3 separate regions of the Homo sapiens genome follow, and all the other regions are linked to region 3. A link is a loop called in an ENCODE intact Hi-C map of the cell type or tissue named here. Cell type or tissue: heart right ventricle. All regions are shown on one strand. Each heading gives the region's core, and the rest is flanking DNA. Links, peaks and the distances in the headings are about the cores only. Region 1 overlaps SRGAP3 (SLIT-ROBO Rho GTPase activating protein 3). Region 2 has its middle 7.5 kb from the start of RAD18. Region 3 overlaps SRGAP3 (SLIT-ROBO Rho GTPase activating protein 3).

Evidence for each region. Hi-C counts contacts between places; a loop is a spot of excess contacts. Peaks named below come from ENCODE experiments on the same cell type or tissue, not always from the same donor. Only the 100,000 strongest peaks of a DNase experiment are listed, where the experiment ranks them.
Region 1: a loop joins it to region 3, with 17 times the contacts of the local background. A loop is called at or near these places in 96 of 110 quality-filtered maps.
Region 2: it touches region 3 in a loop (12-fold over the local background); 88 of 110 quality-filtered maps call a loop at or near these places.

Annotation. Positions count from the first base shown.
Region 1 is chr3:8,983,191-8,993,380 of GRCh38, forward strand. SRGAP3 (SLIT-ROBO Rho GTPase activating protein 3) reads right to left here. Exons shown (of 22, transcript NM_014850.4): 20 at 9,716-9,865; 21 at 7,322-7,649; 22 at 1-2,742. The coding sequence ends at 2,329. Among named protein-coding and RNA genes, the nearest start is that of RAD18, 25 kb to the left of the region's middle. RefSeq lists enhancers at 3,854-4,354, 4,355-4,855. In heart right ventricle, for the core only: a CTCF peak has its summit at 4,920; a DNase peak (open chromatin) is centred at 4,931.
Region 2 is chr3:8,965,853-8,976,042 of GRCh38, forward strand. No RefSeq gene overlaps it. Among named protein-coding and RNA genes, the nearest start is that of RAD18, 7.5 kb to the left of the region's middle. RefSeq lists a silencer at 5,153-5,447. In heart right ventricle, for the core only: a CTCF peak has its summit at 5,312 (motif pointing right); a DNase peak (open chromatin) is centred at 5,349.
Region 3 is chr3:9,062,044-9,072,233 of GRCh38, forward strand. It overlaps SRGAP3 (SLIT-ROBO Rho GTPase activating protein 3), which reads right to left. Exons shown (of 22, transcript NM_014850.4): 5 at 2,353-2,538. Among named protein-coding and RNA genes, the nearest start is that of RAD18, 100 kb to the left of the region's middle. In heart right ventricle, for the core only: a CTCF peak has its summit at 5,500 (motif pointing left); a DNase peak (open chromatin) is centred at 5,518; H3K27ac peaks cover 1,368 bases.

The sequences.
Region 1 (10,190 bases), core at 1,842-6,841, 80 kb before region 3:
TAGCCAGTGTCAAATCTTGGGCAGGTCACAGCACAGCCCAAGGCCTTACTCTCTTAAGCTGTAAAATGGCAATATCTTTCTGTGCTCCAAGCAGATGGCCTTTCATATCCAGGAGCTAAAGAGAAGGGTTCATTCTAGGCCAAACAAGGGAGGTCAAGTTTGACACTGGCCTCTCCCTGAGATCCCTTTTTTTGTTCCTCTCCTGATGCTCCCTTCCACTGTGGGGTGTCAAGTCCAGTCCTTCAGACGAGGTAGTGGCTTTACCCTCCTAACTTATCTAGGTGCCAGTGACTTAACTAGGTCCCTCCCTTTGGGTGTATTTACCTTTTCGCGGGGGACCAGAGGAGAGGGCACCACTTCATCCAATGGGCTGAAATGTTAATGATGGAATCCAGGGCTCTTATTAGGATGGCAGGAAAATTCCACTGCTCACTTCTGAAATGCCATTGGGAGGTTTCAAAAAGAAGGGCTGGAGGGCTCTGATCTAAGACTTACCTTACTAATGATAATCACAAACGCATTGTATTGATTCAGTGTTTTCCAGTGTACACAGCTTGCTCACTGATGTTTGACCTTTATTACCCTATTTTATGGAGCAGAACAGTCAGGCTCAATGAGGTGGAGTGACAAACCCTAAGTCAGAAGGCTCCTAAGTGCTCAGGGCTGGGACTCAGACTCTGGGCCTTTTGACTCCAAACTTCAGTGGCCTCGAGAGAGAGGAAGCGTGGGAACAGTAGGGAAAAGCCCCTGGGTCTCGCAGGAGAGGGTAAGTAACAGCGGCCCACAGGGCACACAGATTTGCCCGTGTGCCATTATCCAGAAACAGCTCATCTCTGGAAGTGATCAGAAGAGGAGGTAAAATGGAATCGAAGGAGAGCGACCCGGAAGGGCTTTACTTGGCCAAGAGGCAAAGGCCTGGCTGTCACACGTGAAGATCATGCACCCATTTCTATCACCACATTTTCATCTACACTAAATGTTCTGGAGGGAGTGGGTGAAGGGGGAGGGAAGGGAAGCTATGTCACTTGTATTAACTCAACTGACAGTGTCCTCTAGGACAGAAAGTGCCAAGGACTGCCCCTCCCTGGCCCCAGTCTGAACTGGGCGCTCACGGCTCATGCGTTTCATGCAAGACGGCACCAGCCACAGTGCATCACAGCCTGATTTAAAATGAAAACGATGTGACTCAAAGCCTCCTTGCCTGTTTAGTTCCAAATCTGACACAGTATAATTAGTAGAACCAGGAAAAGAAAAAATTAAATAGTTTGAAAATGATATAAGTTAAACCTCTATAGTTACCACAGATTTATTCCTACAGCATTTCTAGGTTTTGGAGTATTCCACACCACTGTATTTTTATTTTTCCCAACCACATGTAATACTGTGCTACGATGGGGCTTAGGTTCTCACTATCCCCCGTCTCTACACACAAACACAAGGATGTGGTAGTCAGGGGTCTTCTCGCCAACCTTCTCCCATGCCTTTGGGAGTACAGTTGGCCTTTGGCCTCCGGGTGGAAGGGCAGGGTCTCTGGGGTGGACGGGGGTGGGGATTTCCTATGAAGGGTTCCCCACCTCTGGGAGCAGCCTGCTTGGGGGTACTGCCTGCCCCACCCTTCCTTGAGGGGCAGACTGTTCTGGAAGGCCACGACTTCTGGAGACAGTGGGAGTCTGTTTTTGTTTGTGTTTTTCTGCAGGTTAGTGGTATATTGCTTCATTCGCAGTTACTATGGGCCTTTAAGTTCTCCCAGAAAAGTCCCTGCAAATCCCACCAAATAACTCGGTGGGAGATGTTTGGTGGCATGGATCTGAGGTAAATCTAAGTTTCATAAAAAGAAAAAGGAGATACTATATACACTTAGTATGCGTGTGTCCAGATCTAGTATATGTATATAGATGCATAAATATATATATATATACACACACCTACAGACACGTACATACGTATACATGTGTATATATGCACACATCGATATACACACACATATACGTATGTAGAGAGAATGTCGAGAGAGGAAGTTTCCAGTGACGATATGCGGGAGAAGCCATGTGGTATTTTGCCTCCATGTTAGGGAATGCTGTGGTTGGGGCTGCTGGAGCTCCAGCACTCCTCTGGTCGTCTGTTGACACGCGAGAGGTCCGTGGGATTCCCATGGCTGGACGTGAGCTGCAGCCAGCGCCCGGGCCTCAGCTCTGCACAGACACACCCTCCCAGACGGACCTCTGCCCTCCAAGGCCAGGGTCACTGGGAAGCACGTGGAAGCCACCAAGGCCACCCTGGGCCGTGGTGAGCCACAGCGGGCCACGGCGGCGCGGCCCATCCTGCAGGTCACATGGTGCCCGACTTGTCCGCTGAGCTGTTGGGGAACATCTTCTCGGTGGGCGTCACGGCCGGGCTGCCCACGCCCGAGCTGCTGCTGCTGCTGGACCGGTGCTGGACCACCGGCCGCACGGGCCGCATGGGGGGCGGGCGGAGCTGGGCGCCAGCCAGGCGGGCGGACAGGGCTGGCTTGAAGGTGGTCATCATCTCGGTGGAGGAGCTGCTGCTGCGGCGCATGGCGGCATCGGGGTCGCGGATGACGATGGTGTGAAGGGGACTGGCGGGCTCCGAGCTGACGGGGCCTGGCGGGTTCTTCAGGGGCTCCAGGGTGTCCAGCACCACATCTGGCGCCTGCTTGACCGTGTTCTGCCTCTCGAGTTCCCGCAACTCGTGCAGAGCCGTGCTCATGGTCTTCTCGATGTCCTGGGGACAGAGGGAGCTGGGGTCAGCACAGTCTGGAGACCTGGAGTCAGGTCCTTCCTGTCTGCTAAGCAGCTTCCCTTCGTAGGCAGGTTCCCCAGAAGCCTCGCGGCAGGGATGGAGATTAAGTCCTCAGGATGTCTTATAACCACATGGGAGAACCAATGTGGATATCCCCTGCATGCTGCCTTGCACAGGAAATAGATTTCATAAGGGCAGGTCAGACTACTGATAAAGAGGGCAGGCTCTGGAGTCAGACAGACACGGATTCAAATCCTGGCTCTGCCACTTCCTTGCTATGTGACCTTATGCAAGTTCCCTCATCCCTCTGAGCCCCCAGAATCCTCATTTGTAAATGGCAGATAATTATAATATGGACCTCAGGGAGTTGATGAGTGCATTAAATGATACAGTCCCTGTGAAGAGCCTGGCCTGACCCCTGGCACAGAGTAAGCACTCAAAAATACGAATGACAATAGCAATAGCAATAATAGCTAACACTGAGCACCAATCCAAACCCTGCCCCCTAATAATTCATTTAATCCTCACACTTCTAAGGTAGGAACTACCTTTATGCTCATGTCACACAGGAGGAAACTGAAGCTCAGACTGGTTAAGTAACTTGCCCAAGGTCACACAGCTAATTAGCAGCATAGCCCAAGTCTGAACCCAGTCAGTTCAGTATTTTTTTAAAAATCCTTGCTCACAGAAAAATTTCTTGGAGATTATGTATCAGAATGTTCACAGCGCACATCCCAGAATAGAGGGACTGCTACTCTCTTCTCTGTATTATAATCAGAAAATTTTTTTAAAAAGTGGAAATTTTAACAGGCCAGAAAAATCTTCTTCTGCCTACATAATTCCCGAGGATGTTATAATATCTGAGAGCTCATCAGGAGGAGAGCACTCTGATTGAGCACTCTGAAGGACTCAGAGAGAGCGAGCCCCCTGCCACCCAGGGCAGCCCGGGCTCACCATGCCACAGGGCAGCTTCCCTCAGCTCCCGTCCCCTCATGCCCAAGGTGGTGCTGTAGCTGGAAGGCAGCATTTAACCCAAGAGCCCTGGGACAGGCCACAGGGCCCCGGACTTTTGAGTAAAAAGAATCTGTGGCCAGTTGCTGGCCGTGTGACCCTGAGCAAATCTCAATCACTCTGCACCATATTTTGTTCATCTATTACAATCCCAGACATTTACTGTGAATATGGGGTGAGATAATGGATGTGATGAAGCTTTGTAAACTGCCAGGTGGTGGTTTTCAAAATCCTTCTAGCCCAAGAGCCCCATGGGTTCCCATGACTGTTGACTGGGATGCCTCCGCATCCGACAGACATGAGAGGACCTGCTCAGGCTCAGCTGAGCCACAGCCCAGCTGGCTTGGCCATCGAGGGCACCATGAGGGATACTGCCTAAGCCACCACTGGTAGGTGCCGTGCATAACCTCATGGAGGAATGATGACTATTAAGACAGGCTTGCTTTATTGCAAATCCTAAAAAAAATAAATAAAAAGTATGAGTCTGGTGAAACAGATGGTGGGGTTGGAGCCTGGAGATGCTGGGGCCGGCCCCTTTCTGCACCCTGGTCTTTTACATTCTCTCCCTCCCCTGTCTGCAGGTGGCTTCCTGCCTGCCCTAGGCCACATGGCAGGCTTCAATCTGGCTGGGGTCAGGGCCCAGAGCTCTTGCTCCCCGCATTGTCACAGCCTGTCCTTTTTGTTAGGGGACTATGGATGTCTGGCTAATGGCTAATATTAGCTTGTACGCTTCTCCAGGATGTTTCATCCGTTGCCCCAGAACACCGGCAACTTTAAGAAAGGGTGTTTTGTGCCTTATCCAAAAGGAGGCGCTGTGGGGGCAATTTTCTGCAGGAAGGGAGGGAAGGCAGACCTCTCCCCATCTCTGCCATGTGCCAGCCCTGCAGTGACACAGCCGGCTTTCCTGGAGCCGAGCCGCCCTATCATCAACCACTCCGCTTGAAGGAAGCCCCCTATTGACCTCACTACTCTCTATTTGCTCTAGTCCAGCATGAGCTGCATGGTGAAACTTTAACACATAAAATGTAATTACTGCCCCTCTACCACCATCCCCACCCGCCCCACCACTCTACCCCAGCAGAGTAAGCAGAAAGACAGGAAGTTCAGAGAAAGATCAGCTGAGTTGTTTAGGCTGCAGCCTTGCATTAGTCCGAGAGGTGGCGCTGTGAGTCTCCAGAGCTGAGCGGCAGAGAGGCCCTGGGAGACAGAGTGGGGACCGTGATTGCTTTTCATCTCCTCCCCAATTCGATCTTCCCACTTTGGATGGTCATGTTGCAAGTTCCCCAAACAGCCTCTTTAAGTGGGTTCACATCTAAATCCTAAGGGACATTTTGAGACCAAAGAAATTTGGGTCACTCGGCCTACTACCTGGGGTTCTTCAGCTGCCACTCCCCTTTGCAGCCTGCAAAGTCAAGGGCTCATCAGAGCCAATGCTGAGGCTGGAAACTCTCCAGTGGCAGTGGGTTACTTACATATCATTTACTACAATTCCCTATTTGACCTCTGTTAGTGAAAGGGGGTCTTGGATGGCAGCTGTCAAACTAGACAGGGTGCAGATCCATCTGCAAACTGAGAACACATGCAGCAGGCCCCAAGTGCATTCCAGGGGCAGGTCGTGCAAAACGCTCCATGAATAAAGGTCACAGAAGTCTGGGATATGGGGCATGCCCTGTTTTCTTTCTTGGAGATTCACAGTGCACATCTTTTAAAGCAGCAGTCCCCAACCTTTTTGGCACCAGGGACCGTTTACGTGGAAGACAATTTTTCCACAGATGGGGGGTCAGGAGGATGCTTTCGGATGAAACTGCTCCACTTCAGATCAGGCATTAGATTCTCCTCAGGAGAGCACTACCTAGATCCCTCACATGCGCAGTTCACAACAGGGTTCACGGCCTGTGAAGATCTAATGCCCCCGCTGATCTGACAGGAGGCAGAGCTCACGCAATAATGCTGGCTCCCGCTGCTCACCTCCTACTGTGCAGCCTGGTTCCTAACAGGCCACAGATCCATCCATGGCCCGGGGGCTGGGGGTGCCTGCTTTAAAGGTTTTATAAGTCTTACAGAGAAGCCACTCAACTTTGTCAGAGCAGCATTCCCCAAACCTTGCTGACCACAGAACATGTATTCCCTACCCACTCCCTAGCATCCTGTGGGACTAATCTGCTGTGAGAGCTACTTTTAGAAACAGTTTTCTAGACTGCATTTGATTCTTTATAAATGTAAAGGGCCCTGGGGCAGGCCTCAGGCCATCCTCTATCATAACTGGTAGAACTTTCTAGACTGGTAGAGTTTCCAGATGATGGTGGGTGCTAGGGTGATGTTTCCTCAAGTATGGGGGGGACCAGCAGCTGGCATGCCTCCTCGGAAGGCACTGATCTTCAGGGACCCCTGGGAATGGGCATGGGGCCAAACTAGAGCCTGCTGGTGTGAACAGGAGTACTCATTGCTAGGTGAGCTGTTTCTGTGTTGTGTATTCCCTGGGAACCCTGCCTGGCCTCCTCTAGAACACAGCTCATGACTCCCTGCCCTTCTTCCTTCTCCTTTTGAACAGCGATTCAAAGGCTACTCTCCACAGTAAAATTCTCACAGACCAGAAGGTTCTGATTGTCTCTGTTACCTTATGTGGGAGAGAACACTAGGGAGAGGGTACATAATGGGCCCCCACACCAAATTCCAGAGACAAAAAAAATGGAAACTTCTCAAAATATGATAGAACTGTCAAAAAACCCATGAAACCGGCTATGCAAACTGTTAAACAAATCACAGTTCTATTCATTTGGCAAATGTAAAAATCATATAGATTTTTCATCCAAATACAAAACAAACAAACAAAAGCCAACCCTCTAAGCACTTGAGAAGAACCTGGAACATTCTTCTCTTGCAGCTTCGGCTATTTAGCTCTGCCCACCCTTTGGGTCTCAGGTCAAGTCCTCTCCAGAGAAGTCTCTCCCTGCCTAGGTGCAATCCTCACATTTTAGGCTCTCAAAATACTTTGGACCATTCCTTAAAGGCACCCAACCAAACAACTATTTCACAACTGTGTGTGTGTGTTTGTTGATGTCTCTTTCTTCTCTAAACTGTAAGCTCCATGTGGGCAGGGCCTGAGTCCATTTTAGATCTCCATTTTACTGTTGGTGGCTAGCATGGTGACGGCCACATGATAGATGCTCAATCAATATTTGCCAGTGAATGAATTGATGAATGAAGAGAGAAATGAATGAATGAGTGAATGAATGAGTCAAAAACTGAATCGTATCATTTTGTGTAGTGACCTGCCATTACCCCAGCCCCATAATCTGGCCAATGCCCTCTCCAGCCCTGGACACTGGGGGTGTTCAGCCTCTATCGGAACCCTAGCAGTGGCTGCTCCCAACCAGTCTCCACTCCCACGGGAAGCCCAGCAAGGGACGGGGAGGCCACTCACTCTCCTGTTCTCTGGCTTAGCCATGAGCCTGGCATAAAGGCCAAGGTGGCTCCCCGCTCCACGGATTCCCACCCGCTGCCCTCTGGGGCTTTTGGCTGCCCAGCCTGCCTTCCCGCTGGCCCTTACTTCTGCCAGGGCCTCGGCCTCCAGGGACTTGTGGTCCCCTAGGCTGCTGTGCCTGGTGGAACCGCAGGTCGACCTCATCGAGTGCCCTTCGGAGAGCGCCTTCTTGTCAGGGTAGTTGATGCTGCCAGCGCTCCCGAACGTCGCCATCCTCCGCTTCTCAGGGCTCTCGATCCTCCCCCGGGTGAGGGGGATTTTGTGGGGGCTGCTGGGGCAGGCAGCAGCCCGGGGTGGTGTGTCTATGCTGGGGCCCAGGCCCCGGGGCGGGCTGTGTGTGTCGCCCCCGCTTCGGCGTCTGGGGATGGCTGCTCCATCAGATCGTAACCGCACTCTGCAAAGGAGCCAGGGGGCGAGGGGCATGGGGCAGAGGTCAAGCCTGGCAAGTCTCAGAATGGGTGAGTCAACCCCATGCCACACACTACACGCTAGTCTAAGGAGCGGGTACAGTAAAGCCTCATTCAGCCAGACCCTACAATTCCATAATGAAAGAGCTGGCTCAGCACACAGCTCAGCAGCAGGGGGAGGTCTAATCTGTAAACATGAAAGCATTTGGAGCACGGTGCTTCCAGGCCACAGACAGCTGTGCCGCCAACCGCAAAATGCATCTGGTCTACATGCTAAGTCAAGGCCTACAGGATTCCAACCCTGGAAACGCTTTGGTGATGGTTAGTTGGGCTCATGATACCCTCTGAAGCAGTTCAGACTTTTCCATGATTCTGAGGGGCTTCTAATTGGTCTGAAGCTTTGAGGCTTGACTGTACCAAAGTTACCAGCACCCTGCAAGCACAGTTGGGGTCCCCTGGGAACTGAAGACACTCTAACGTTGCCACCCAACCCCCAATCTCCCCAGAAGAGGGCTCCTTCTGCGAGGCTTTTTTGGATCTTGGAAAACTAGTCATTCAAGAGTAAACACTGCATGGCTGGACAGCCCTTTTGTGCATTTGGTACCTTTCCCACTTCAGGGAGGCTCTGGTGTGGTGAAAAGGGGATTAGGTTGTGTTTCAGGAAGGTGAGTTCTTGCCCTGTGTCTGCCGCGTGCTTTCCTGTGTCCTCTCTCAAGCCCACTTTATTAATCTGTGAAGCGGGTTTAAGCAAGATCCTTTGCCCACCCTTTACCTTTGCTTCAAGTGGGTTTGAAAGCACCTTGAAGATAAGAGGTTCTATACACAGGAGATTTGGCTGCATCCTACAGAGGTCACCAAGAGTCTGAAGGGCTAGAAGTGGTGAGGGGAGAGGGAGAGGGACCGTGTGTTGGGAATGGATTATGACTAGGGACCACCAGTGATTCAGATCCTAGTGCCACCAGCCAAGCTAAGCAGTGCTTGTGGGTGCCCCAGCAGGACCAAAGCATAGGTATTGGAAAGGAAGCAGTACTTAGAAAGAAAGAACAAGAACAAAGGAGGTGAGGGCGGGGGACAAGGGAGAGGAAAAGAGAGGCAGAAGATATGGTCCTCCTAGAAGTCAGGGGACCATAACTTCTTTGTCTACCTACGCCAGCCTTCCACTTCCCTGACCTTCTCAATTCCACCACAGTGCCCCGAGCTATCTGCTGAACTGAATGGAATTTGCAGAAAAGAGGCATCAGGATTTTTGCTGAAATAAATTCATAAATTGTGTGTTCCCACTGTGACTGATTTTTTTGGGGTCTATCTGCAAATACCTACATGTGTGGGCTGACCACATGACCCCTCCACTGGAAAAAACATAGAATATGACATTTTGAGAGTGTGACTAAAAAGGCAGTGAGAAACTGTCAGCTTTTCTTTTCTTTTCTTCTTATTTCCTCATTAATTTTTTAAAAAATAACCACATACTTTGGATTATACCTGTTCTCAGAAGGACATGCACAGCTCCTTGCCTGGTAGAAAGGTTATGTGACACAGCCTGGCCCACACATAGGGAGCGAAGAAATTGGTAATACTGCTCCCTCCAAATAAGTGGGTGGAGTCGAGTGTCAATTTCCTTCAACACATGAGTAGGTGTGAGTTTTCTGTTTATGTAGCGCGTTTCAGGGAATATGTGAGCTTTACATTTTTAAATATAACAACTCAGTTCTACAACAGAAAGCTGGAAGGAGGTGCAGGAACTGGACACAGGTAGGAAAAATACTTGCCAATTTGTATCTCTCTCACACATTATTATTATTTTAAATAAAAAAGCACTGGGTTCCCAACACATGTCTTTCCTCCTCCTCCTCCCTGCAACACAGGCTGGATGGTTCTATACCTGGCCTTCTTGGGCCAATGCCAGCCAGCCCGCCCAGTGTGCCCATTTCATTTTGTGGGGAACAAGGGGCTGCAGTAGGCTCCTTCTCTCCTCTCTGCCCTTGTGCTTCTCCCAAATCAGACATGAACAGGATTGACACCAGCAGGGAAAAAATGAATCCGCATATCCTACCGGCCCATCACCCCCCCAAAGCCGTAATCCGAGATGTGCTCCGTGGGGGACTGGAGGTCGTTTTTGGAAGAGGCCTTGTCATCCAGCAATGGCCCACTGCTGGCCTCGCTGTCAGCCTTCTGGCTCAGGCTGTCGGAGAAGGCATCATCCCTGGGGAGAAGACAGACATGAATTGGAGGCACCTTCCCCCAAAGAACCCAGCATATACAGAGCTCCCTGATATGTGTCTGAGGGGCTGAATTAACACAACTTATGGTTACTTTGTGCCCACAGCGCTTGCTAGGCCACTGCCCACTGGGTGCCTTCCCACCACGCATGCCCATTGCAACACTCCTGGTCAGTTTCCGCAGCTGGGACCCTCTTCTGTCCCACACCTACCTCCTCCTTTTTTCTCTTCTAGCTTGTTCATTCCCAGGCAGCTCCAGGCTAGGACAAGCTAAATGCTGCAGGGTGTGTTGGAGAAATGGGGGGATGG
Region 2 (10,190 bases), core at 3,020-8,019, 96 kb before region 3:
TCCTTATTTTTTTTCTTCCTTCCTCCCTGCCTCCATCTCTCCCTTCCTCCATTCATTTTAACAAATGTTTATTGAGCCACTCTCCACTTGTACCAGGTGCTAGAATACAGAGGTGAGTAAGACAGATATGGCCTCTGTTCTCCAGGAGCTGGCAGCCTGGGGGTGAGCATGGAGCCAGGATAAAAAAAAAGAGAGTTTGTAAAAAAATGAGTAAGATAATTGCATAAAACAGTAACTGATGTAAAAACAATAAAAAAGGGTGATAAAATGGACAGAGGAGGGGACACTGTAAATTGTATGATCTGGGAGGCTCCCTCTGAGGAAGTGATATATGGGCAGAGACCCAACTGATAGAGAGAGGCAGCCATGCAAAGACCCAAAGACCCCAGAAGTGGAGAGTTCCATGCCTTAGTAAAAAGTTCAGATTTTAATCCATGTTAACTTGGGTAAGTTGTTGACCTCTCTGTGCCTCAATTTTCTCATCTGCAAAATGGGGATAATATTAGTATTTGCCTTGTAGGGATAATTAAAGGAGTTATTCTAGGTTTAATGCCTAGAAGGGTGCCTGGCAACTACTAAGCCCTGTGTGAGTGTCAGCTGTCATTAATATTATGTTGCTATAAGCACAGGGGGGAAGTCCTTAGAGGCTTTAGGCAGGGGTGTAATTTACATTTTCCAAAGGTCATTCTAGCTGCTGGGTGAAGAAGGGATCAAAGTGGAAAGTGTACAGTAGAAGAAGGTGACAGGGACTGAACCTTGGTGGCACAGTCCGGGTGAGGTAAAAGTGCTGTGGACCTCACACTTACTGTGGACCCCAGTTCTAGGAAGCAGGCCCTGCTGTGTCCTTGTGACCAGGCCCCTATCTTGACTCCTCCCAGACATGGACCCTGCCTTATTCTCTCCCTCCCAGCCCTGGGACAGCTAGGTCTTGTTTACACTTACAGACTGTGCCCATTACCCCGTCCACCTGCCTGTCAGACCACCATCACCTCTGGGAGCTTCTCACTGAGGCCAGCTACCTGTCTGTCACCAAAGCCTCTTCTTAGGAGGAGTCCCAACCCCTCCTATTGATCCTTCAAACAAGTGTTTGCTGAGCACCTACTATATGCCCAAGCAGAGGTGACAAGTACACTAGACAGAGGAATGCCCAGTCCAAGTCAAGGTCTGCAGATGGGAAGAGCTTTGAGATCAGACAGGAAGAACTTTTAAGGGAGGGAACTGTATTAGGACTTTTTGGTTCAAAGTGCTGAATTAGAAAGCTAACTCAAAATGGCCTAAGCAAGAAAGGCAGTGTGTTAGCTCATGTAACTGAAAAGACCTGAGGTAGGTATTCAGGTATGGCTTGATCCAGGTGGTCTCTCTTCTTCCCTCTCAATTACTCTTTCTTCTTTTTTTTTTTTTTTTTTTGAGACGGAGTCTAACTGTGTCGCCCATGCTGGAGTGCAGTGGTGTAATCTCAGCTCACTGCAACCTCTGTCTCCTGGGTTCAAGCGATTATCCTGCTTCAGCCTCCCTACTGGGACAACAGGCGTGTGCCACCATGCCCAACTAATTCTTGTGTATTTTTAGTAGAGACGGGGTTTCACCATATTGGTTAGGCTGGTCTTGAACTCCTGACCTCGTGAACTCCCAGCCTCAGCCTTCCAAAGTGCTGGGATTACAGGCGTGAGCCACCGCGCCTGGCCATAATCACTCTTTCTTAATGCCTTATATCTTCTTCCCTCACTGTCGACTTAACGCTCATGCAGGCTCCCCCCATGAGAGGCAAACATGGCTCCAGAAGCTCCAGGCCTGCATTCTATTAGCACAGCTGCCTCAGCAGAAAGGACGGACCTCATTCCCAACAGTTCTCAGCAAAAGTACCAGGAGCAAGTCTCACTGGCCAGAATTGGGTCACATGCCCATCCTTGAACCAATCGCTGTGCCTCAGATTATCTAAGTGTGAGTTTGGGAGTGGGAGTGATGCCCCAAATGAACAACAGGGTGTGACATACAGAAAAAGAGGGAATGGGCGCCTGCAAGTAAGCAGGTTGCAAAAATGCTTATAAATTTTTCCCCTGCCTATCCACACTTTGTTTCCATGGGACTCCTTCCAGCAACAGGTGGGTCTGTGGCTCCACTCCTTGAATCTGGGGTTGATCTTGTGATTTGCTTTGGCCAACAGGACATTAACAAAGGTGACCCAAGCAGAGGCTTGTGCACTAATAGCCACCATGTGAATAAGCCCCAGCTTGTGATCCTCCTGGGTGATCAGAGACAGACAGCCAAGTTACCTTGCCACCCCAGCCAACATCAAACCACCTACAATACATAAGTGAGGTCATCCTAGACTATCCAGCCCCAGCCAAAGCACCTGCTTACTGCAGAGATCAGCTCAGCCAGCCCTGACCAGAAAACTGCTCAACATACCCACGGGATCATGGCAAATAATAAATGTTTATTCTCTTAAGCCTCTAACTGTGGGCATGGGTTGTTCCACAGCAATGGTTTACTGATGCAATGATTAAAAACCATGGTGACCCTGTACAGGAGTCTTCCACTTGCCCGGAGCCTGGCTCAGGAGCCCCCAGATACAGAGTGGCTGGAGCCCCAGTCCTGCTGGTCCTTCATCTTTCCCATAGCCAACTCCCAGCATCCTCTCCTGCTCTGTTAGACCCCTGTGCCTGTCTCTGCTCTGCTTCCATTCTGGTGCATAATTCCGATTACGGGTGCCAGGGGCTGGCCCGTGCAACTCCTCCTGCCTCCATAGGCTCCTAGCCATTCTTCCTTACAAAGAGGCAGCCACCAACCTGCAACCATTTGAAAGGTGTGTGGCTGAGTCCTGTACCAGAAAATCTCTCCCACCATCTGTCATGGCATCTGGACGCCCTACTTTTTTGGTTGTTAAAGCTTATTTGGTTTCCCAGAGCCCCAGAGGAGAGCTGACTGCTCCTCTGGGAGAGTGAAAGCAGGTTACACCTCATGTTATAGCACAAACACACTAATAGCAACTGTTTAGTCTCCCTCACTAAACCATGGGTTCCTGGAGGAGACAGAACCAGCCTTTCTCTTCCCAACTCCTCTGTGCCCTAGCACAGCTGTGAGTGACCTGGATAGACCCCACAAATGTAGCGGGGACCCAACAAATGTTCTCTGGGTGAGTTACCCAGAAAGACACCAAACACATGCCTGAGCCTGGGGCCCTGGGACATAGGAGTGCCAGGGCTCAGGGAGCCAAGCAAAGAACCGTTGAAAGGAGACAGAATTGTCACCAATTGATATAGTTTACAGCAACGAAGGGAACATGATGTAGAGTCACACAGACAGAAATCTGAATCCATGCTCTGTCACTTACCATCTGGTCTCGGATAAGACACTCATTTCTCTGAGCCTTATTTTCCTCTTCTGTAAGATTGAAATAATAATGACTGACTTAGAGGGCTGTTATAAGGATTAGCTCTTTTAAAAAGGCTGGAAATCACCTAGCAGAGCACCTGTCACATGGTGAACGGCTGCGTATGGCAGTGGGAGTTACAGTTGTAATTATTACTGTTATCATCACTAATAAATATGTTGACCAGAGGGTACAAAGGTTAAGAGCGCCAACTCTGAAGTCAGACTGCCTGGGTCCAAATCTCAGCTCTCCCACTTGCCGTGTGTGGAGTGTGGTCTCTAAATACCATCCCCACTAAAAGGAAACAGTGTTTCTTGGAGAAATGTTTGGTTTTAGGTCTGGGGCAGGGCAGGTACAAGATGAGCCTAGAACATCTTATTGTGCCCCCAGTAAAGAAGTTGAAAACTAGTGGATGTAAGAGGCAGCTTGAACTTGCTTCTACGCACTTAAGCAATAAAAAGAACATCAATTGCAATGGATTGAAATGCACTGGATATTTTTACATCGAGAAAGTTATAATTAATCTCAGCAAAACAAAGGAAAGCCTTCATTTACTGCCACTGGGGGTTGTCATTGTATCAGCTTCTTACTCTGAAAGTTGATGAATAATAGAAAAGAATTAAGCATTTATTCCTCCTTTTCAGAATAAGCTATGTTTAGAGAAATACTAGCTCTTGTGGATAAGTATTCAATTAGTAGCTAAAACATATAGAGGAAATGATAAAATTAGAAACTCACCATTTTGCAGATTCTAATGAAATATTATTGTTTCAAGCAATGATCACCAATGGGTGATAAAACAGTTCTGAGAGTGGTTCTTGGGGAACTGGATATGTATCAGGTCCCCAAATTATCAGGCCAACAAGTTCACTTGTTACTCACAGAGAAAGATGAGGATGAACCCACCTGAACTTATTCATCAAGTTTTTTGATCCTAAAAGTGGGCACCAAGCAGTGGGTACCTCCTGATGTGATGTAATATGAAGTGCACGTCACCTAGGAAGTGTACTCTCCAAAAATGGTGAAACTGAATCTAATCAAAGGTGTAGATCCAACTTGCCATTTAAAAGACATACAGAGTAGGATCAGGCAGGGTGGCTCACGCCTGTAATCTCAGCACTTTGGAAGGCCAAGTATGATCCCAGGAGTTTGAGACCAGCCTGGGCAACGTAGTGAGATTCAGCCCCCACCCCAGTCTCTACCAAAAGAAAAAAAAAAAATACAAAAAATTAATCAGGGATGGTGGTGCACACCTGTAGTCCTGGCTACTCAGGAGGCTGAGGTGGGAAAATCATCTAAGTCCAGAAAGGCAAGGTTGCATTGAGCCGTGATTGCACCACTGCACTCCAGCCTGGGCGATGGAATGACACCCTATCTCAAAAAAATAAATAGAATAAAATAAAAAAACATACAGGGGAGGACAGCAACCAGTGAACTGACAACTCAAGGAAGCAGTCAGGCAAATGCTGGTTGTGGGGCATTTCACCAGAAAACAAGCTCAGCCAGTCATGACGGGGCATACTCTAGAAAAATTAAGAGACAATACTCATTAGACGGGATGCTGATTTGAACAAAGCAACTTTTAAATGACATTTTTGGAACAATCAAGGAAAATGGAATATGGATTAGGTAACATGTTATTGAGAAATTGTCATTAGTTTTATTCAGTGTGATCATGAGATTGTCATCATTATGCAGGAAAATGTCATTTTTAGAGACATATACTGATATGTTTCAGGGTAAAATGTCATGGTGTTAGCGATTTTTTTGAAATTCAAAAACAGAGGTAAAGCAAACTCATAAAAATGTGAATAATTTTTAAAACTAGATGATAGACATAATGGGTTAACTGTGCTATTCTCTGCATTCTGTAAATCTGAAAATTTTGATAACAAAAATTAGAGGCTGCTTACCCTGCCTGCCATCTTACAAATGACCACATGAGGGCAGCAGAGTATCAGGCTGGATGTGGGCTCGCGCTTTGAGAGGGAAATGCAGATAGGCGATCATCCCACTCATGCGTAATTTATTTACTTCTCATCTTTTCTTCTAACCCATCATTTAGTAAGCACTATGTGCAGGGGCCTGTGCTGGGCCTATAGGGGACAAAATGTCGAATTCACCCGATCTGGGATCCTGCAGCCACATATATTATGTCTGTATCTGGAGGCCAAGGAAGGGATGGTGACCAGGAACCTCTGTCCTGCTGGGTCTACCAGAAACACAGGTATCTCTGTGTTTGGCATCACTGGAAATGGAGACCTTGGCCAGACATGTTGGAAACAAAGAAATTAATGTGGGGAATGGAGGTAGCTGGCCACTCATGTTGTGTGAGTTGATCTGCATGCATTGGGGTTTACCACTTACTACTGTGATCTTGGGAAAATTACTTTACCTCTCTGAACCTCACAGGACTAATAATAGTTTATATCTTATAGCTGTCTGTTGCAAGAGAATGAGACTGTCTATGAAAAATTGCTTAAAACAGTGCCTAGCACATAGTAAGTGCTCAAGATGAACATATTTACCTGTCTATATGGAGAAAATGGTGAATGCAGCTTTGGGACTGGGGCACTGGAATCAAGACTCTCCAAAAGGCAAGATCACAACTATAGCAGCTACATTTATTGGGGGTTTCTCTGTGTCAGATGCTGTCCCAACAGCAAGCCTACAAGGCAGGGCTGTTACTGTCCCTACTTTAGAAATGAGAACTGAAGTGTTCACTTTCCCGAGGTCTTTCAGTGAGAAAGGAGGGAAGCTGGGATTTAAACCCAGGCAGCCTAGCCTTGGAGTCCTCATTCATATCCACCAGGGTGGCTGTACTCCTTTTTGGGGATGGGTGCTGTGGAAAGACAAAGCATTTACCTGGAGACAGGGGTGTGATCCTGCAGTCGACAGGGGCCTGTGGACCTGGGGAAGGGATGCGAGAATGTCCATGCTATGAATGTGTTTCTCAAGAGTGTCCTCTGGAGACTGGAGCTCTTGATAAGCTCTCTGGGCTTTGCCTGCTCAGCATCTTTGTTCTTTCTTTCAAGAGGCAGGATCGCACTCTGTTGCCCAGACTAGAGGGCAGTGGTGTGATCACAGCTCACTGCAGCCTCAAACTCCTGGGCTCAAGTGAGATCCTCCTACCTCAGCCTCCCAAGTAGCAGGAATTACAGGCTCACGCCACCATGCCTGCCTCATTGTGTGTGTGTGTGTGTGTGTGTGTGTGTGTGTGTGTGTGTGTGTGTGTGTGTGTCTGTAGTGACAGAGTCTCACTATGTTACCCAGGTTGGTCTCAAACTCCTACCCTCAAGTGAACCTCCCTCCCTACCTCCCAAAGTGCTGGGATTACAGGATTGAGCCACCACACCTGGCCCCAGCATCATCCTTCCAATAATAGAACTCATCTATTCATTTTGGGAAACAGCCCTTAATCTACTCTCAACCATGTGGTCAGGCAAGGCTAATCCCAAATCTAGCTCAAGACTGGGCAAGTAGCCAGATCTGGTCAATGACAGTAAGACCCACCCTCCACTGAGTGATTGGTTCATGGTAAGCATGTGACTCAAGCTAGGCCAATCAGAGGCAATCCTGGGACTCTGACTCATTCACTGGGAAAGAGAGACAGTTTTTTCTACTGGGGTAGCTAAATGCTAGGACGCAAGTCTAGAACTGCTTTGGGCCATCTTTGCCATCACTTGAGAAGAATCAGCCTGAGAGTACAGTGTGAAGGAACGCAGGGCTGAGAAGTGGAGAGACCCAATCCTGTTGACATCCTTGGAATACTTGGGCCCAGCCTGCTTAAATCCATTTTTATCTCTGGACTTTTCATACAGATGGGGGCAAAAAGCATGCCTTGTGATACAAACCAGGCTAAGTTGGGTTGTTGTCACTGGTAACCAACCAAGTCCTTAATACATTTCTCGACAGCATGGTATAAAGCAAAAAGGGTCATGCTATTTATCAGAAGATTAAAGACCTCTAAGCACTAGTTTATGTCCAGTTACAATAACTGGCAAATGAAGAAGGAAAATCTTGTTCCACGGATGACTGGACTCTGAGTTGCCCGGGAAGGGAAGTCTGCAGCTCTGTGACATGCAGGGGCCATTGATCTCCATGTTAGGAGGAATTTGAATCAATCTCTCAGTGGGTCAGACGGACCATGTGTGGATGTCTGGATGGAGAAGGGAAGCAGAGCTGGAAGTCCGGAAACATCACTGAATGGGGGCACTCAAGGCTCCGAAACACTAATAATAATACTTCCTCCTGGCCAGGCCCGGTGGCTCACACCTGTAATCCCAGCACTTTGGGAGGCCGAGGCGGGTAGATCACTTGAGGTCAGGAGTTCGGGACCAGCCTGGCCAACATGGTGAAAACTCATCTCTATTAAAAATACAAACAATTAGCCAGGCACGGGGATGGTCGCCTGTAATCCCAGCTACTTGGGAGGCTGGGACAGAAGAATTGCTTGAGCCCGGGAGGCAGAGGTTGCAGTGAGCCAAGACTGCGCCACTGCACTCTAGCCTGGGTGACAAAGCAAGACTTCATCTCGAAAAATAATAATAATGATAATAATAATAATAATACTCTTCCTCTTGCATCGGCCCTCAGATAAAGAGAAGCAGGTTCACTGTAATCTGGGATTCATGACATAGCATCGTGGCCCCTGCAGCACTTTAATCCTCAATTATCATGCAAGCCCTCCGTTGTTAAAAAGTGGCTGTGGTCCAGAGCCAGAGATGATGAATTATTACTATTATTATTATTATTAGACAATGTCTCATTCTGTCACCCAGGCTGGAGGGCAGTGGCACAATACTGGCTCACGGCAGCCTTAAATTCCTGGGCTCAAGTGATCTTCTTGCCTCTGCCTCTTAAGTAGCTGGGACTACAGGCGTGCACTACCACACCTAGCTAATTTTTTATTTTTATTTTTTTAGTAGAGATAAGATCTCATTCTGTTGCCCAGGCTGGTCTCAAACTCCTGGCCTCAAGAGATCCTCCCGGCTTGGTCTCCCAAAGTGCTGGGATTACAGGCATGAGCCACCACACCCAGCCATTAATTTTTTAACAATAATAAGTAGAATCAAGTAATGCCCCTATTGCAACCTTCCAAGGGCTTCTCATTGTTCTTAGAATAACTTCAAAATGGATACCATGGCGCAAAAGGCCCTGCCTGTGTTCTTCTCGACAGCTGTTCTCACATCTCTCACCCCCTCAGCTCCAGCCACATGGCCTTCTCCATTCTCCTCCTGTGCCAATCTCTTTCTCTTCATGTGCCTGCCTGGTCACCCCTTGGCATGGTGGTCTCCTTCTCAGGCTTTTCCCAGTTTAAACTCCCCTCCTCAGAGAGGCCGGCCCAACCTCTCAGTCTAAAGCAGATTCTAGTATTCTTCCTCCCCATGCCCTGGGTGTTTCTGGCTTTGTGGTTGTCATTATCTGTCGCCAGCATTTGGCCATAAGCTCCATTGGGATCTTGGTCTGCTTGGTTCAAAGCTGCATCCCAGAATAACACTTGGCACACAGTAAGTTTCAAGAACTGTTTGTTAAATGAGGGAATGACCACCAAAGATATGACTTTGTTTAGCTACCAAGCCCACCTCACTCAGAAATGGCACTTTCCCCCCAGTTGTAGGTGAAGATTCATTTCATCCATAAATAATTATTGAGTACCTACTATGTGCTAGACACCCTACTACCATCTCGAGACAGTATGGACAAGATAGACAAAACCCCAGATTTTCTGGAGCTTACATTCTGGATTGAGGGAGACAGACTACACATAAAGAAACAAATCAATTCCAATGATGATAAGGGCAATGAAGAAAATAAAACATATTAACCTCATGGTGACTGCTTTAAGCAAGGAGGTCAGGGGAGGTGTCTCTGAGGCAGTGAGGAGTGGTTGGGAGACCTGATACTAGGTTCTCTGGGTATCAGAGGAAGGTCCCAGGCCTTTTTAGCCACCCCACAAATCCCAGCCTGGAGTCCAGTATGGAGCCGGCCCCGGGCCTCCAGTGTGAGGCTGACCTGCTTTCTGGGGTGGCTGAAAAGGCCTGGGAAGTTCTTGTCCTCTCTCTGCCTCTTCTTGGCATCCCTTTATTTAAACACAAACCTCCACTCACTGCCCAAAAGAAAACTGCCACTTCTGCTGCTTCCAGGGGCAGCAGTGGGGGCGTGTTGAGGAGGATGTAAGGTGTTGGGGGTTGGGGGGTTCTGGGCGGGGGGGTCTCTTACTCCCGCCTCACCCCCATCCTTCTCCACAACCCTCCACTGCAAAAGCTCCTCTTCAGGCTACTCCAAGGCCATGCCTCGCTGCTTGCACTGAGGCAGCAGTGGGGTCCTTTCTAGACTTCCCTGCTTAGGTGTGGAGGCAATTGTCTGGCAGGCTGTTCCTAGGAGGCCTTTCCCCAACCCCCGCACAGCTCTTTCTCTAGGGAATTTCCCAACATAAAATGCTCCCTCGTGTTAGAGGCAGGATCTGACCCTTGGCTGCAGCCTGGGGCAGGATGGCCTGGTGAAACCCTGTATCCATCCTTGCTCCTTCTTTGGGGGCTGTGTGAGCAGCCGATGACCACCCACCCCACCACAGCACCCCCCATGCCAAGGGGGCGCAAACTCCCTCTGGGTGAGGTATCTTGGGTCAAACACTCCCAGTTTGGTGAAGCTGTCTGTTTCAGATCACACCCAGTGTCCTGCCTCATCCTCAGGCCTAAGAGAGAGAATGGAGACCCAGCTCCAGAGTGAGACTGCCTAGTTCTGAACCCCAACTCCGTGATGCCTAAGTAGTGTGTCCCATGGCAAGTTACTTAGCCTGTCTGTACTATTTCCT
Region 3 (10,190 bases), core at 3,085-8,084:
AGGGTCCTGGCAGTTACATCCTACGCCAGCCATGCACCTGACCCCCCACAGAGAGTTTTGATATTCTTGGCCTATTTCCAGTGGACAACTATGACCATGACCCTGAGACCATTTTTTAGCCCTTCATAGACTCATAAAATGTTATACCTAGAAAGGATGTTAAAGGTATTTTCATTAAACTCATCTATTTTATAGATGAGGAAATGAGAACTGGAGAGAAGTGGCTTGCCCAAGAGCCAAGTAGCTAATCGAACCAAAAATACAACTCTGAACTAAAAATCGGCCTCTGGACTTCCAGTCAGCACTCACTCTACCTCTCTCCTTCTCCCTATGTTGTAGTCCTATCATTCCCTGCTTGGTTATTTTATTTTATTTTTATTTATTTTTACTGTATTCACAGAGTCACACAACCATCATCATTATCTAACTTTAGAATATTTTCATCACCCCAGAAAGAAATGCTGCACCCATTCACAGTCACTCCCCATTTTCCTCTTCTTTAGCCCCTGGAAACCAATCATCTATTTTCTATTTCCATAGATTTGTCTATGCTGGACATTTCATAAATGTAGTTGCACAATATGTGGTCTTCCGTGACTGACTTCTTTCATTTAGCATACTGTTTTCAAGGTTCATCCATGTTGCAGCATTTGTCAGTACTTCATTCCTTTTCATGGCTGAATAATATTCCATCACATGGATATACCACATTTTATTCAACCATCCATCAGCAGATGAACATCTGAGTCATTTCCATCTTTTGGCTATTAAGAATAATGCTGCTATTCATGTACAAGTCTTTGAATGGACATATGTTTTTATTTTTCTTGGGTGGATACCTAGGAATAAAATTGTTGAGTCACATGGTAACTTAGTCTATGTTTAACATTTAGACTGCTTTCCAAAGTGATAGAATCACTGTACATTCCCTTTAGTAGTGTGTGAAGATTCCAATTTATCCACATTCTCACCAATACTTCCTATAGTCTGCCTTTTTAATTCTAGCTATCCCTGTGGGTATGAAGTGATAGTTCACTGAGTTTGATTTGCATTTCTTTAATCACTAATAATAGAGACAATCTTTTTTTTTTTTTTTTTTTTTTTTTTGAGACAGGGTCTTACTCTGTTGCCCAGGCTGGAGTGCAGTGATGTGATCATGGCTCACTGCAGCCTTGACCTCCCTCAGGTAATCCTCCTACCTCAGCCTCCCAAGTGGCTGGGACTACAGGCACATGCCACCACACCTGCCTAATTTTTCTATTTTTTGTAGAGATAGGGTTCTGCCATGTTGCCCAACCTGGTCTCGAACTCCTGGGCTCAAACTATCTGACCACCTTGGCCTCCCAAAGTGTTAGGATTACAGGTGTGAACCACCATGCCTGGCCCAGACAATCTTTTCATGTACTTATTGGCCACTCATACATGTTTTTTTAAGAGCAACATCTATTCAAATTCTTTGCCTTTTTTTTTTCATAAATAGAGATGGAATTTTGCCATTTTACCCAGGCTGGTCTCGAACTCCTGGGCTCAAACGATCCTCCCGCCTTGGCCTCCCAAAGTGCTGATATTACAGGCATGAGCCACTGTGGCCAGCCCTACAGCACTGTTTTTAACTAAATCTGTTTCGAGTTTCACAATTCTCAGCCCAGTGCTCTGGGCAATTGATCAGAGTTGACATGAGAGATGAGACGAATTTGCCACTCCTATCAGATTTGAAAACTGCAGCTCAGAGAGGTGTTGTAAACGTGGCATTTTCAAAACCCAGCTCATTTGACTCCAAAGCTAGAATTCCTCCCACCACACCCTACTAAAGGACTTTTCCAGAATCAATACACAGGGATTCTAACTCTCTCATCTTTGAATTGGCAATGGCAATTTTGGAATGAGCCCTTCACCAGCTTTCCAGGTGCTGGTCCCTCTTGTTGAGACACATTCAGCAATCAGTTCCCACCTCACCCCCCGCCCCTACCCTTGGCCATCAAATTGGCCTCTGGAACAAGCCCCTGCTCCCGCTAATGCCTTGTGATTCCAGCTCATCTGAGAAGGTGCTTGCTGGGTGTGAATCTCGTCACAGTTCAGCTTTCTTGTGAGTTGAGCACCTCGTCTGCCTGCTGACCTTAGCACTAAGCCAGGCCTAACCAGTGTTAGCACGGGCATGCCTGGCTCCGCTTCCACTAGGACACCGATCTCCAAAAGAGGAGATGCTGGCTACATTGTCCCATCCCCCCTACCCACCACCACCCCACTGGGATGCAGGGGAATAAGGGGGAAGGCTAAGGCTGTCCGCCAAGACCATGGCCCTCCCCTTTGTGCCCTGTCCCCAATCGCTCCCAGCCCAGGGCCCCCACTCACCTTCTCCTTCATCTTCTCAATCTTCTTCACAGAGCTGCGGCGCTGGGGCCGGTCCTCGTGCCGGAGCAGGTTCATGCTGAGGTCTCCTGACTTATTGAACTGCTTCTCCTCCTGCTTCTCAGCCTCCTTCAGCTTGCTTTCCGCACTGATGCTCTCTGCATGGTACATGTGGTAGGTTTTCATGACCTGGGGGTGCACAAGTAGGGGAAATCAGCAGCCAGCTATGGCCCAGCACGGCCCTCCCTGTTACTCCTGGCTCCATACCAAGTTCTACACTCTAGCTGGCCACTGCCCTGGTCCCAAAACACACTCTGGGCACCTGCCTTCCTTTACTTTTGCACAGACTCTCTGAGGACTGGATATGATGATGATGGTCATTACCATCACCATCATCATCAACAACAACATCATTAAGCCCTAACTAAGAGCCAGGCATGGGCTAGTAAAGAGGAAATTAAAAAATAATAATAAATAAATAAATAAATAAATAAATAAGGAGGAAATTTAAAAGGGTAACCGTAGCTCCAAGCATCTGGGGACTGTCAGACGTGACAAGGCAAGCCTGGCCCTTGCTCAGCTGTCCTCTCTAGCCCTGCCAGTAGTGACTGTGGCATCCCTCCGTCTCCTCCCAGTGCCGCGGGGAAAGCCCCTCCTCCCACACCCATGGGAATTGAATGGGAAACATCCTTCTTACACACAAATCATTTTCTCAGCTGTTTCCTGAAGTACAATGGGCTGCAAATGGCTCTGTACCCAAAATGAGTAATATTAAGTAACCCAATAGATATTCTATGCTCTCTGGAATAAATTCATCCTTGCCTATAAAAACAATTCCTATAAAGCAAATTGCACTTTGCTACTCTACTTCCATAATAAAAAAAATGGATATTGTTATTACAGGGGAAATTTCTGAGCCAGAAGAAATTCTAGACATCATCTAATCCAACAACCTTCTAGTTTGACAAACAGGGAAACTGAGGCTCGGAGGTGCAAAGTATCAGTGCAGAGATGCCAGACTTTACATCCATGTATCCAGGACCACAAGCAAAATATAGAACTTCCACTGCACCAGAAAGATCCCTCATGGCCCTTTGCAGCCAATCCCTGACCCCACCCCAGCCCCAATCATAGATTTGCCTTCTGTCACTGTAGATTGGTTTTGTGTGTTCTAGAATCCAGTTCCATGGAATCATACAATATAAACTCCTTTGGATCAGCCCTCTTTTCATTCAGCATAACTTTTCTGAGATTCACTGATGGTGCCGTACATATCAGAACTTCTTTTTTATGGCTAAGTATTCCATTGTATGGCTATGCCACAATCTGTTTACTTAGTCATATGTCCACAGCTACTTGAGATGTTTATAGTTTTTAGCTATTTTTGAATAAGGCTGCTATGAATACTTATGTACATTTCTTTGTGTGGACATGTATTTTGATTTTTCTTAGGTAAATACCCAGGCGTGGGATGGAGGGTCATATGGTAAATATATATTTAATCATATTGGAAATCTGGCCTCTCACTTTTAATCCACCACTTTTTCTACCAGATCATCCTAGATTGTCTGTATCATTTTTTCATAAATAGAGACGGGGTTTTGCCATGTTGTCCAAGCTCGTCTCAAACTCCTGGGCTCAAGTGATCCTCCTGCCTCAGCCTCCCAAAGTGCTGGTATTATAGGTGTGAACCACCACACCCAGCCCTTAATGAATTTTTTTAATTCATTACCATTTTCTGAGCAGGCATACTTTTAGTAGCCTGAACACTGGCTGGGCTGCTCCATACCAACAGCATTTTTACTGGTCCCCAACCAGAAATGTACTTTTCTTCTGCAATGCCAAGTGTATGATCATCTTTCTATGCTAAGAAACAAAGAAACTTCTGGAATCCATGGCTCCTGGGCCTTGTTCATTCTCTTCTGTGGCTTGGATTACTGTAACAGCTAACAGAGCCAAGGCTTCCCCCAGGAATGAAACGTGCTCCTATCTAACCAAGCCCTGTAAGTCAGAGAACTCAGAATGAATTCCTGGCCAACCCTAAAATCTTATTCCTTGTCATTTGAAGTGCTGTGAAGTGCGTTTATTAGAATGAGGAATTCTGTGACTTTATTTTTTCTTTTTGAGACAGAGTTTCACTCTTGTTGCCCAGGCTGGAGTGCAGTAGCATGATCTTGGCTCACTGCAACCTCCACCTCCTGGGTTCAAGTGATTCTCCTGCCTCAGCCTCCTGAGTAGCTGAGATTACAGGCACCCGCCACAATGCCCGGCTAATGTTTATATTTTAGTAGAGATGGGGTTTCACCGTGTTGGTCAATCTGGTCTTGATCTCCTGACCTCAGGTGATCCTCCCGCCTTGACCTCCCAAAGTGTTAAGATTACAGGCGTGAGCCACCACGCCCAGGCTCTGTGACTTTTATCATTAAATCACAGCATTGATTCATTGTTCAGAAAGTTGCCTTTGCCACTGGCCAGGAGTCAATGTGGCAACATATATTGTAGATCATGGAAGGTAAGAATATGGACAAGTGTCTGGGCTGAATCCTGATGGTCCCACTCCTTAGCTGTGTGACCTTGGACAAGTCACACAACCTCTCTGACCTCTGCTTCCTCGTCTGTAAAAATGGGATAAAAATTTACTTCCTATGCTTGTTATGAGCACTAAATGAGTTAATTTCTGTAAAGTGCTGAGAACAATACCTTCCACATAGTAAGAGCCATGGAGGTATCTATCAGATGCTACCACCACCACCACCACCATCATCATCATTATTATCCCTGATTTGGGCTCAGGGTTTAAGAACCTGAAACATGCTCACTTGGAAATGCTTACAAGCTCTGGAGAACATTAACTAATGTGAAAAAAAATATATTTTTATGCCATGTTTCTCCCTTCTTCCTTCATCCTAAAAATCCCCCAAACTTGGAAAACAATACATGGATTTAAAATGCAGTCAACTTTTCTTCATGGGTCTTGGTGGAAAGACGGCTTCTCTGCGTTCCGTCCATTTTTGCTCATTTGCGATCTCCCTAAGACTCCAAAAAACCCCCTTCTTGCTGATTTCATCCTCTGTGTATGCCAGTTCCACCAAGATCACATCCAAATAACTCAATGGACCAGAATATGTGCCATATTGATGCGTTCTCGACATCTAGTGGCCAAAAGGGGTGACTGCAGACTTGCAGATAATCAAAGCAGGCGCCTATTTTGATGATCTTCATGCCTTGGTTAAAAGGACACTGGGGCCTGTCAGGGGAGGCGGCGGGAGGGAGAGCATCAGGATAAATAGCTAACGCATGTGGGGCTTAATGCCTAGGTGATGGGCCTATAGGTGCAGCAAACCACGATGGCACACGTTTACCTATGTAACAAACCTGCGTGTCCTGCACATGTATCCTGGAACTTAAAATAAAAATAAAATAAATGAGTCCATTGAGTTATTTGGATATGGTCTTGGTGGAACTGGCATACAGAGAGGATGAAATCAGCAAGAAGGGGGTTTCTAGGAGTTTTAGGGAGATTACAAATGAGCAAAAATGGATGGAATGTAAAGAAGAAATAAAATAAAATAGGTGTGGCTAAAGTGTGAGAACGCCTGCTGCGGCTGTCTCCAGGACCCCACCTTCCCCCTTCTCGACATGTCCCTCCACATCCACAGACAACCCTGGGTTCTTTGCCTCACCACCATATTGCTGGTGTTTTTCATGTCTGGATCCCATCCCCGTCTGCGTTCAATGATTCCTGCTACATCTCCTTTTTCTATTTTGGCTTCTGAGTCTGCTTGCCTCGCCACGAATCTGTCATCTGTGCTGGGTAGTTCAGGGGAAAAGAGAGCCTTTCTATTTACAGCTAGATCTTCCTGTCCAATCACCATGCATCCATCCACTCTCTCAAGGTCAACAGCCCAGCTGGGTGTTCTCAATTCCCACATATCCTTTGCCTAGTTTTCTTTTTTTATTTTCTCTCCCTTTACATCATTTTCTACTCTTCTTGAGCCACAGAGTACTCTTCCTGCCCTCCGACAGGCCAAACTTCCCAGACAGCCTCTAAACTTCATTCCAAAAATCCCATGCTTGGAGAAGACAACCCAAGTACCCTGGGGCCAAACTCCCTGTGATCTACTCGATTCCTGATTCCAAGAATAACAGTGAACTCCACTGCCGAGGGTGACTTATGACAGACAGCTGCCACCAAAGAGTTCACCTGGAAGTTTCTCCAAAATGACTCTATTTGTACCCAGAATCCTCTAGATGTTTCTTTTATTTAATTACCTGATACATGGGCTTCAGCATGAATGGTCCTTAGCTCAATAGACTAGAACAGTTAGCTCAATATTGCTAGTCCAGGATGCATTAAATAATATTTAACCTTATCTATTGCTTCAAAGTTTGCAAACCTCCTTCCAGGAGCCCTTCTAGTAAAGGAGCATTTCAATGAGTCCTTTCCCTAATCCTGGGAGGTAGTGTGATGACAGTAACAACAATGATAGCAGCTAGCATCTATTGAGCACTTACTACTTGCCAGGCCTTGCTTTATGCACTTTACCTATATTAACTCATTTATTTCTCAAAAAAACCCTATGAGATAGGCATCCTATGATCCCTGCTTTACAGATGAGAAAACCATGGCCCAGAATAGGTCAGTAAGTTTCTCTAGGTGAAAAGCTGGTAAGTGGAGTCAGGGTTCAAAGCCAAGGTGGCTGACCCCAGAGCCTGGGCCTACTGAACACATGGTTGTTTTGCTTTCCTTGTACCCCTTTCTCAACTGTAAAACAGGGGTGAAAGGCTCCTCCAGCCCACTGGAATTCGGGAGACTTGGTTTTGAGACTCAGCCCTCCCACTACTTGCTGGGTAGCTGTGGAGAGGTGTGTCCTCTCCGTGTCCGCCTGGTGAAGATCAGAAGGGGGTAGATGGGGAAAGTGCTGTCAACTGCAAATTATCAAGTGACCAACTGCCAGCAGCAGTGTGCCCAGGGCTGGGAAGGGGCAGAGGTGGATGCAGGAGCTCAGCTGAGGCCAAGTTCCTGAACTGGGGATGTCTGAAGGGCCCCTCAGAGGTACCCATCCACTTGATGCCAGGGAAGGGATTCACTTTCCAGCCCTCCAGACTCTATTCAGGGAGTCTAGGGAAGGACTTCGTAGGGATGTGTCAGTTAAGACCACTGTTCTTGGACCAAGTTCAGTTGCATGTGTTCTCAGAATAAAAGGTCCTCCATAAATCTTGGTGTCCTAGCCCCTCACTTGAGGAGATGGAGGCTCAAAAGTAGCAAGAGCGGGCTGGGCGCGGTGGCTCATGCCTGTAATCCCAGCCCTTTGGGAGGCCAAGGCGGGCAGATCACAAGATCAGGAGTTTGAGACCAGCCTGGCCAACATAGTGAAACCCTGTCTCTACTAAAAATACAAAAATCAGCCAGGCGTGGTGGTGGGCCCCTGTACTCCTAGCTACTCAGGAGGCTGAGGCAGGAGAATAGCTTGAACCCAGGAGGCAGAGGTTGCAGTGAGCCGAGATTGTGCCACTGCACTCCAGCCTGGGCGACAGAGCGAGACTCCATCTCAAAAAAAAAGAAAGAAAGAAAGAAAAGAAATAGCAAGAGTGCTGTCCAATGTCACACAAAAAGCCAGGCAGAGCTGGGACTGCAGGCCAGGTCTGTTTACCGCTAAGCATTGCCTCTTCTGGTCATCACACTGCCTTTTGCTTTGCACACATTGCCTTTTGCCTCTTCCCTGATCCTCAGATTCTGAAAACAGCAAAGTGTTATCTGTACCATCTTTCAGCCCCTCATTTAAATGCAAAAGAAGGCAAACAGAATCTGGAAGTTGACAGCATCCATAAAGGGACACCTGAAGCAGGATAAGGATCAGTTGTTAGAAAACAGCTTCTCAATGATGCAGTCCCTGTGTGCTTCCTCCACCCTGCAGACAGGGCTGTCCCTGGGCACAGTGGCTCACTGCTTCCAGCATTTGTGTATGGGTGAAACCCTAGGCCAGTGCATGACTGAGACCTCCTTGAAGGAAAAGAGAAGCAAAGTCCTGAGGCCAGGGTCTTGTTCGTGATAGTATTCTCTGTACCAGAGCAGAGCCTGGTACCCAGCAAGTATCAACACATATTTGCATGAATGAATGACTGGCTGGGCTGGCTGGATCAACAGATCAAAAGATCAGTGGATCAGTGAATATGGCTGAATGGATGGGTAGATGGATGGATGGACAGATGAACAGATGGGTGGGTGGGTGGATAAATGCAGGGATGGGTAGATAGATGGGAGAAAGGAAGAGAAGAAGGCAGGGAGAGAGGGTAAAATGAGGGAGGTACAGTTCTATTGCCTGTGTTCTGCTGAGCATACTTGGAAGTAGGGAGATTGCTGTACCATCAATCATTAAATATTTATTGAGCAGTTCATTATGTGCCAGGTACTATGCTAGGCAATACTACAGTGTGGAAGACATGCAGGTCGCCGCCCTCATAGGATCCAAACTGTAGTAGAGATACAGGCAATTACACAAGTGATGATCACATGGTGGGATAAGTACAATGATGAAGGACGTACTAGGCACCATAGGAAGGCTTCCCGGAGGAAGTGACATCTAAACTGAACACTGCAGGAAGAGTAGCTGTTAGCTGGGTGAGCAGGGCTTGGGATGGGGGTGGAGTGTCCCAGACAAAGGGAGCAGAGTGAGCATTAGCCCAGGGGAGCAGGAGGCAAACAGGACTGGGGAGCAGCTGAAAGGTGGAAGAACATCAGGTATGTCAGGTATGAACATCAGGAGCACCAGCCAATGGAACCACTTCCTCATTCTCCCCAAGGGACTCCTCCTCAGTGGACACCTGTTGTTTTTCTCTGCCCAGACTCATCCAGTCTTCTTTCTTTGGGAATAGCCCCCTAATTTTATTTTGAGGAAATCCCCCAAATTCCCCTCCACTATTCTCAGTACACGTGGTTCATGGGAGTTTGACATCACCCCACAATCCTGGGGTGGGCATGAGACCCTGGCCTGGCCAATCCGTAAACTTATGTTCATCTGGCCATAGGAAGCTCAGCTAGGCCAATTAGATGCTACCCTAGGGCTTCACTGGAAACACTGGGAAGGGAGTGTTTTCTTTCCACTGGAGGGTGGGGAGAGGCTAATGGGAGGAGAATTTGCAGTGCTAGGGACCATTTTTGTCACCACATGGGAGAAGCCTGCCAGATCATGAAGTCCACACAGAGGAAAACAAACCAGAAGTGGGAGAGAGACTGATTCTCAAAGGTGGATGGATGGATGGATGGATGGATGGATGGATGGATGGATGGATGGATGGATTGGAAAGAGTGGGGAAGGAAGGTAGGAAGAGAAGGAAGGAGGGAAAAGGGTAAAATGGGGGAGGCATAGTTCTACTGCCTCTGATCTAGTGAGTATATTGGCGGGGAGAACAGCTACACCTTCAATTATCAAATATTTATTTATGTGTCAGGTACTATACCAAATGCACTACAGTCAAAATACAGTATAGAAGACAGTTGGGGTCTCTGGCCTCACAGAGTACACGCCGTACTGGTGAGACAGACAAATCAGTGTGTGAGCCCCTGGATCCAGTTAGACCTGAGCTACATGTTCATGTGATTCAACAGAGTGTCATTTTTATCTAAGCCAGTTTGCACCAGATTCCAGTCCCTTGCCACTAAACAAATTGCAAAAGGCAGACTTCCTTCCCTTTCAGCCTCCCCAACTACCCATATCAGTCCTGATCCCAACCGGCCAGGCTCAGTGCAGTGACTCAGGAGCAGTGCTGACTGGGCGGAGGCTCCCTCCAGCATCCCGGGTGCTGCTTCCCACCGCGCTAAGTGCTGCTCCTTCTGCCCC